Linked DNA regions of Homo sapiens: region 2 is linked to region 1. Evidence: chromatin contacts called from ENCODE Hi-C or POLR2A ChIA-PET data. All regions are on one chromosome and are shown on one strand. The core of a region is the stretch at or near the end of the contact, and the rest is flanking DNA. Distances in the headings are between cores, read along the strand shown.

Region 1 (4,000 bases), core at 563-3,062:
CCTAAATCGTGTCTCTCGAGTTCTAGTTCCACAGATCTCTAGGGCAGGGGCAAAATGCCACCAATCTCTTTGCTAAAGCATAGCAAGAGTGACCTTTACTCCAGTTCTCAACAGGTTCCTCAAATCTGCATCTGAGACCACCTCAGCCTGGACTTCATTGTCCATATCACTATCAGCATTTTGGTCAAAGCCGTTCAACAAGTCTCTAGGAAGTTCCAAACTTTCCCACATCTTTTTGTCTTCTGAGCCCTCCAAGTCTCTAGGAAGTTCCAAACTTTCCCACATTTCCCTGTCTTCTTCTAAGTCCTCCAAACTGTTTAAACCTCTGCCTGTTAACCAGTGCCAAAGTCGCTTCCACATTTTCAGCTATCCTTAGAGTAGCACCCCACTCCCAGTACCAATGTACTAGATTAATCTGTTCTTACACTGCTTTGAAGAAATACCCAAGATGGATTAATTTATAAAGAAAAGAGGTTTAATTGACTCAGTTCCACATGGCTAGGGAAGGCTTCAGGAAACTCACAATCATGGCAGAAGGCGCCTCTTCACAGGGTGGCAGGAGAGAGAAAGTGCCAGCAGGGAGATGCCAGACGCTTAAAAAACCATCAGATCTCCTGAGAACTCACTCACTATCATGGGAACAGCATGGGGGAAACTGCCCCCATGATTCAGTTACCTACCACCGGGTCACTGCCATGACACATGGGGATTACAATTCAAGATGAGATTTGGGTGGGGACACAGCCAGCCCATATCACCAAGTTGTAGAATCAACCTAACTGTTTATCAGCAGATGAATGGATAAAGCACATGTGATACATATACACACAATGGAATACTATTCAGCTTTAAAAAAGCAAATGTGCAAATTCTGTCATTTGAGACAACATGGATGGAACTGCAGAGAGTAGAATGGTGGTTCCCAGAAGCTGCAGGGTGGGGAAAAAGGGGAGATGATGGTTAAAGGATACAGAGCCTCAGAGAAGAGGAAAACTTTCTTTTTTCTAGTTCTATTGCACAGCATAGTGAATATAGTTTATCGTGTATGGTACCTTCCAAAATCGCTGAGTAAAATTTCAATGTTCTCACCACAAAAATAAGTATTTGAGGTGATGGATATGTTAATTAGCATGATTAAATTATTCTACATGTATTCATAAATCATAACATCACTTTATACCTATAAATTTATACAGCTGTAATTTGTCAGTTTACAAAGATAAGTATGTGAGGTAATGCCTATATTTATTTAGCGATTCCACATTGTGTACATATATCAAAATATCATGTTGTACACCATAAATACAGTTTTTTTTTAAGTATCCCACCGACTATTTTTAGTTTTTCTTTTTTAATCCAATGACATAAGCACAGTTTCCTAAAATGGGAACTGACCCTCTCCTACAAAACATTTCATTATGGTTATATCTTCATGACATGAAAACAACTAGTTGAAAAGTGATGACTTTTTTAGTCTATTACCTGACTGTTCAGTAAGAATTGGTTTGACTACTTTTTTCACCCCACATTGAATTTGGTTCACTAGTTTAGTGGTCCCTCCCCCATGTCATCCCCACCCAGTATGTGTATTATGTTGTATTTTGGGGAAGATACAAAGAGAAAAATTGCTTTGCTGTTAATTGAATTTGGGCAAGCTACTTAATCTCTGCCTTCTCACTTCCTGCTATGAAATAGAGCTGATTATAGAAAGATGGCTGTCTCATGCGGCTAAGAGAGTATAGCCATCTCATGGGTTAAATGAGGTAACATGTAAAGCACCTGGCACAAAACCAGGACCTAAATAAACGTGTTTTTCCTAGCTCTGTGGCCACACTTACCTTTTTGGTTCCTCCTTTCTCTGCCCTCTCTGCCATGAGACCTTTGCATGTTCTGTTCTCACTACCTGAAGAGCTCTTCCTTTCATCTTTGCCTTTTTCTGGCTACCAGTTACCCTTTCAGCCTTTAGATTGCTCAAGCTTGTTTCCTCAGGTCCAGTCCTAGACCTCTAGGCTTATAACTGGGATACCAGCCTTCAGAGGAGTTTGTGGTTTACTGGCTTATAGTAATGTAATGTGATGCTTCATCTCACTCTGCCTCCCCAACTAGAAAGTCAGCTCCTTCAGGGGGAAGGCTGATTTTACTCACCACCACCTTCCCAGCACCCAGTGCTGTTTTTGTTGAAACAGTAAAGGATATGCGAATGCTATGGGAGGAGTAAACCAGTTTTTGAGTTTTTTGCTTGCTATACCAGCCTTAGTTGTGAGATGGAGCCCCTTGGTCAAAACAAATCACCACCTGCACTCTGGTCTTCTCACTTAACAGGGGAGAATTGCCACAGTTGTCTTCTGTGGTCCCGGGCAACTCTGTTCTTTGCCTCTTTGTTTCCATAAAGATGAAGCCCATCCAGAAAAGGTACTCATGCTGGCTGGGAGAGGTGGCATGGGGAAGGGGATGGACAGAGCAATTTGGAAGATCAGAGAGGCCTCTGCCCCTACGAAGGGCCATGCTTGCCACCAGTCTTCCTGCTGTGTGGTGCTCCCATCGCACAGGCTGCTTCTGGAGATGCTCGGGTTGTTCAGGCCCTGTGGCTTTTGGCAAGGCAGGAGCATCTGTGCTTCTGCTGACATAAAAGAGGGTAATAAAAGTGACACAGGAAAGCGGTGTTGTGAGGCTTTAGTGATGGTGGAGCAGTGTTGCTGAAGTCCCTCAGGGAGTTTGGATTTGATTGCAGTGAGTCTGGCTACATCTGAAGCCTATAATAGTTTACAGTACAAGATGCTATGTATAAGATGTCAAACATTTGCTTGGTAGAATGCTATGATTGTCAGGAGTTTACTTTTGCACTGAAAATAGTCTTGTTGGTTTGGTGTAAGTAGAGTCACATTGCAGCACACACACAGGCATTCATGCTTTTATGTTTGTTAATTGTAAGGAAATGTTTTCTCAAGGCAAGAGTCAAAGGTTAGCAGAGTGCCAAAGACCTTCTCAAAGAGGAAAGTCTCATTTTAGAAACTTCATTTTGTACGCCAAAACTTGCCTTTCAGTAGTCTCATGTAATGTTTTTGCTGACATGAGTTGAAAAGTGCATTCTGTTGTAAAGGAGGAAAAAAACTGAAGAGGAACCGTAAGCGTGATTATGAAGAAGAGAAAAGAGCAGGAAGAAAGTAGACATCATCCCAGATTTAAATTTCATATTGTTAAAATCATTTGGTTGCAAGCAGTAGAAATTTTCTATAACTAACTTAGATAAACAAGGACTTGTTGGACACCTGCTGTCCAACATTCACAAAACCTAAAGAAGAAAACTGAACTAGATCTAGTGTGGCTAGGGATTTCAGGGACAGGAATTAACAAATCTCCTGAGGAGGCTGCCATCAAAATGACTGTGTTAACTGTTGTCCATCCTGGTGTATTCTACTCACATTTCAGACTCCTGCGAGAGGCTGATTGACCTGGTTTGAATCTCGTGCCTACCCACTCGTAGTCCCTCCAGACCCCAGGGGGTGAGCGAAGGGTGTTTGCCTGAAGGAAGAGTGGAACAGGAGCTGGGCAGGGAAAAAAGAACAGATGTTCATTCTACTGGCCACATAGCCACAGTCAGTGGTAATGATTTTCCCTGGCCAGACTTGGTGGCCAGTAGTTACTAGTCTCCTTTCTCTTCAGAAACATCTGCTCTTGTCAGAGTTATAGCCTATTCTTGATGAGCTGCAGCAAAAATGTACCACTTAAATTGGAGATGGATCATTTCCTGAGGATCTCAGAATATCTTTTTCAGTTAGCTTTATAAAGTAATTGTCCAGATGGCCATTTAATTTGTGATATGGGATAAAGTAATCTAGGGGAAAAAACACTTCTTTAAAATGACTTTTTTTTTTTGGGGGGGCCGGGCACACTGGCTTACACCTGTAATCCCAGCACTTTGCGAGGCCAAGCTGGGTGGATCACCTGGGGTCAGGAGTTCGAGAGCAGCCTGGCCAACATGGCAAAACCCCGTCTCTAC
Region 2 (4,070 bases), core at 1,561-4,060, 64 kb before region 1:
TTACAAAATAAGTGTCAGCATCCCAGTTTTTAAAAAATGATATTAATCCATGAAATCCAAAAATCTGGGAACCATCACAATAGGATACAGTGACAAGGAAGTCTTTAGGTACAGAACTTACAAGATCAAATATATTCTCTAGGAAGTCAACTAAAACGTCAGTCTAGTGAGTTATGAATTCTACTATCCATAATCCTGTCAGAAAATGGTGGGAGAGCAGCGCTAGCAAAGACTATAAAAACTATTTACTAAGATAGCAAAGTACCATTAAAGAGAAATTCCTCCTTTCATGTGATTTTCTTCACTATTATTTACAAGTCTGTTTACAACATATTTTTAGAAGACATAATTAATATTCAGATATTTCATCAACAATGAAGTCCTTATAAGTAAATCCAGAGAATTACAATTTGTTCTGAGAACCACACAGGGAATGTGATTTCACTATCATTCTTAGTCATTCAACAAGCATTCATTGAGCCAGGAACTTGGGGAATGAAGAAGGATACAAAGATAAAAAAAAAACACATAGATCCTGCCTTCAAGAATATCAAAGTCTGATGAATAACATGGCTATGTAAAAAATAACTATAACACATTTTGGCTGGGCGCAGTGTCTCACACCTGTAATCGCCGCACTTTGGGAGGCCAAGTGGGGGGGGGGCGGGTGAATCATTTGCGGTCAGGAGTTCGAGACCAGCCTGGCCAACATGGCAAAACCCCAACTCTACTAAAAATACAAAAATTAGCCAGGCGTGGTGGGGCACACCTGTAATCACAGATACTTGGGAGGCTGAGGCAGGAGAATTGCTTGAACCCAGGAGGCGGAAGTTGTAGTGAGCCGAGATTGCACCACCACTGCACTCCAGCCTGGGTGACAGAACAAGACTCCGTCTCAAAAAAAAAAAAAAACTATAATACATTTTCAGAGTTATAATAGATGATATACAATGTGAGAGGGAGAAAGTCCTAACACTGGGATTCTATAAGTTGATTTTTTGTTTGTTTGTTTGTTTGTTTGTTTGTTTTTTGAGACGGAGTTTCACTCTTGTTGCCCAGGCTGGAGTGCAATGGCGCGATCTCAGCTCACTGCAACCTCTGCCTCCCGGGTTCAAGCTATTCTCCTGCTTCAGCCTCCGGAGTAAGCTGGGATTACAGGCACGTGCCACCACACCCAGCTAATTTTGTATTTTTAGTAGAGGCGGGGTTTCTCCGTGTTAGTCAGGCTGGTCTGAAACTCCCAACCTCAGGTGATACGCCCACCTCAGCTTCCCAAAGTGCTGGGATTACAGGCGTGAGCCACCGCGCCCGGCGTGGGATTCTGTAAGTTGTTTTCGTGAGTTTCTAAGCTACATTCTATCAATTCTAGCATGCCGCACACAGGTCCAAAACTCCAGTTTGACATAAAGTGTTTGGGATAAGCAGAATCTTTCTAACAGGCTTGAGGACCTCCCCCCCCACCACCACAGCCTGGAAATACTTTATTTTCTTGTGAGATAGCCTAAGACTCTTCTTGCCTAATCTTTCTTCCTTCAGATTCCAGACCTGCATCAGAGTCTGAAAGCTCTCCCTACCTAGTCCACTCCTTCACCCGTTATCCTTCACAGGTGTTTCCCCAAAAACCTCTTTTATGTCGAATCCGATCCTCTTGGTATCAGCTTTTAGAGAACTTGAATTAACAGAAGGAGTGTCCAGTTATCGAACATTGCATAAAAAGAACCCTAAACCGTAGCTCAAAACAACAATCATTTTATTATGTCTCATGATTTGGTAGGCCAGGAGTTCAGGCAAGGCTGCCCTAGGTGATCCTTTTGTTCTGTGGGGCCGATGGGCTGGTTGGGAGGGGCTGGGATGGCTTCAATCACACGTCTGCTGCGTTGCTGGAGATAATTGGAAATCTGGGCTCAGCTGGGACTGTCAACCATACTGCCTGCTCATGGCATCTTCTCCACCATGGAGGCTGTATGACTTTTAAGATCTAGCCATAGAAGTCATATAACCTCACTTCTGCCATACTCTTCTGATAAAAGTAATCAGAAACACAACCAGAGTTAAAATGAGGCAATATACACCTCCTCCTTGAAGCCGGGAATGCCAAAGAATTTGCTGTTATGTTTCTAAATCGCCACATGAGGGCACCCTTTCTCTTATGAAACCACTAAGTTTCATCAACTTCAGGAGACTATCATTCAAACCAGAAGAGATGTATTAATTCTAACCAAAAGAATACTTGCTACCACAAAAATGCTGTATGGATCAGCAAACATACGTTCTAGTTTATACCCTCTTTTGTCATTACAGTTCAATTGTCAATGCCCCAATCAACAAAAAGGGAATTCAGATCTAGTGCTTTACACTCCAGATGACGTGAATCTAAAGACCATGACCCTGGTGACCACATTAGTTTCTTTAACGGTAAAGTCTGTATTTCCTACAAGTATAGAAGGCTGTCATGAAACGTAAACCCTGGCCACTGACTCTGATCATTTTTGGTGTGCGAAACTGTTACTCCTTTGGTTACTAGCAAGCATACAGAGGAGAGTAAATTGCACCTGAGCCTAACCTCCGACTAAGGGGCTGCTGTGACCTACTGTTGCCTTTTGGAACTTTAACTGGGGAGGTAAAAAACATGGAGTTATGATTACCAAAGGATAATGAGTTAAACTTCAAAGGAATAACTCAGTCTTATATCCCTGTCATCTTTTGCTGAGGCATCTTCATAAAGACTAAGCACGTTACGACCATGCAGCAGTGACTTTCCTTGGTTACAAAGCAAGAGTGGATTTGCCATCCTAGTCGTTGATAATGGTGAACATCAAGTTTGTTTTGTGTGCACGCATATGTGCTAAACATTCACTTGAAAGATACCTTGAGAACTACTTTGGCATAATACAAATGCATTTGACAGGCTTTTTTGTCTTGCCTCTCAAATTAGCAAATTTCCCTAGCCCTGAATAAAACCAAGCAACTACAGTATATAGAAAAATTTAGGAACCCTAAATAATGGATTGAAATTCTATTCAAACTTAACACCTAATTGTACTTTTTTAGTTATCAGTAACTAGACTATGTCATTCAGGGATCAATCTACCTCAAAGTAAATAGATTAAAATATCTTAATCTAAGAAATCATTCAGTTATAAAAGATATGATTAACCTAGCACTTTTTTTTCAAGTTTTTCCTCCTCTACCATAATTTTGATATGAAAAGTGGAGTTCTTGGCAGAAAAAGCAGAGTCTATGTCTGAATCATTCAGAGAAACAATGGTTAGCACAGTTTAGCACATAAAAGTTGTCCAACAAATATTTGTTGAAGCCAGGCGCTGTGACTCACGCCTGTAATTCCAGCACTTTGGTCAAGGTGGGTGGATCACTTAAAACCGGGAGTTTGAGACCAGCCTGGCCAACATAGCGAAACCCCATCTCTACTAAAAATACAAAAAATTAACTGGGTGTGGTGATGCACACCGGCGACAGAGTGAGACTCTGCCTCAAAAAATAAATAAATAAAATAAAATATTTGTTGAATGATCGGTTGAATGAATGAATGGATAAGTGGTATTTATTTGTGTTAACTTACTCAGTTAGGATTTTCATTTACACAGCTTCCAGAAGGTAGTGGTAGAAATTAAAAATAATAGGTAAGATAGAGGCTAATTTAAATTTGAAATAGCTATATGGTGTCTATTCAGCTTGTTAACGATTAATACTTAGATGTTAATTATAATTTACTTAGGACAGATTTCCTTTGAACTTCATTTCTTACGTGTCCATATCAGACAATTAGGTCTTTTTAGGTAAACCCCGATATTCTGGTTATCTTAATAACCATTACATCACCAACAATGATTAAAAGGTATTACCTTAATTACTTTCAGGCAAGGAATTTATCCACTTTGTTCAGCAGCAAGAAGGGCACATGACACAGAGTAAGCACCCGTTAAATACCTGTTGAATAAGGCACTTAATTATTAAACTCCATTTCTCAATGTGAGTACATAACAAAGAATGTGCAGCCATCCCTAATCCACCCTACATACCTACATTCTGATCACTACAGCAACCCTGAA

What was found. A loop is a pair of places that touch in the nucleus more often than their neighbours do. ChIA-PET counts read pairs that join two places held with the same protein, here RNA polymerase II (POLR2A). Pooled maps may share reads with other maps.
Region 2: a map of HepG2 shows a loop between it and region 1 (5-fold over the local background). The contact joins two enhancer-like sites. A Hi-C loop is called at or near these places in 5 of 168 maps with a recorded cell type or tissue (CD4-positive, alpha-beta T cell, Caco-2, HepG2 and 2 more), 14 of 37 single-sample maps with no recorded cell type and 12 of 50 pooled maps. POLR2A ChIA-PET finds 5 or more read pairs at or near these places in 7 of 52 experiments (CD8-positive, alpha-beta memory T cell, H1, HepG2 and 4 more).

The regions. Positions count from the first base shown.
Region 1 is chr11:102,428,488-102,432,487 of GRCh38, reverse strand. All of the region lies in intron 2 of TMEM123 (transmembrane protein 123), which reads left to right. Among named protein-coding and RNA genes, the nearest start is that of TMEM123, 22 kb to the left of the region's middle. RefSeq lists enhancers at 2,439-2,588, 2,669-2,728 and a silencer at 3,353-3,530. Within about 2 kb of position 1,812, at least 6 of the 41 ENCODE cell types and tissues checked have a DNase peak (open chromatin) inside an H3K27ac peak, as active enhancers do.
Region 2 is chr11:102,493,658-102,497,727 of GRCh38, reverse strand. It overlaps LOC102723838 (a long non-coding RNA gene), which reads right to left. Exons shown (of 3, transcript NR_135076.1): 2 at 3,864-3,948. Among named protein-coding and RNA genes, the nearest start is that of MMP7, 35 kb to the left of the region's middle. Within about 2 kb of position 2,810, at least 2 of the 41 ENCODE cell types and tissues checked have a DNase peak (open chromatin) inside an H3K27ac peak, as active enhancers do.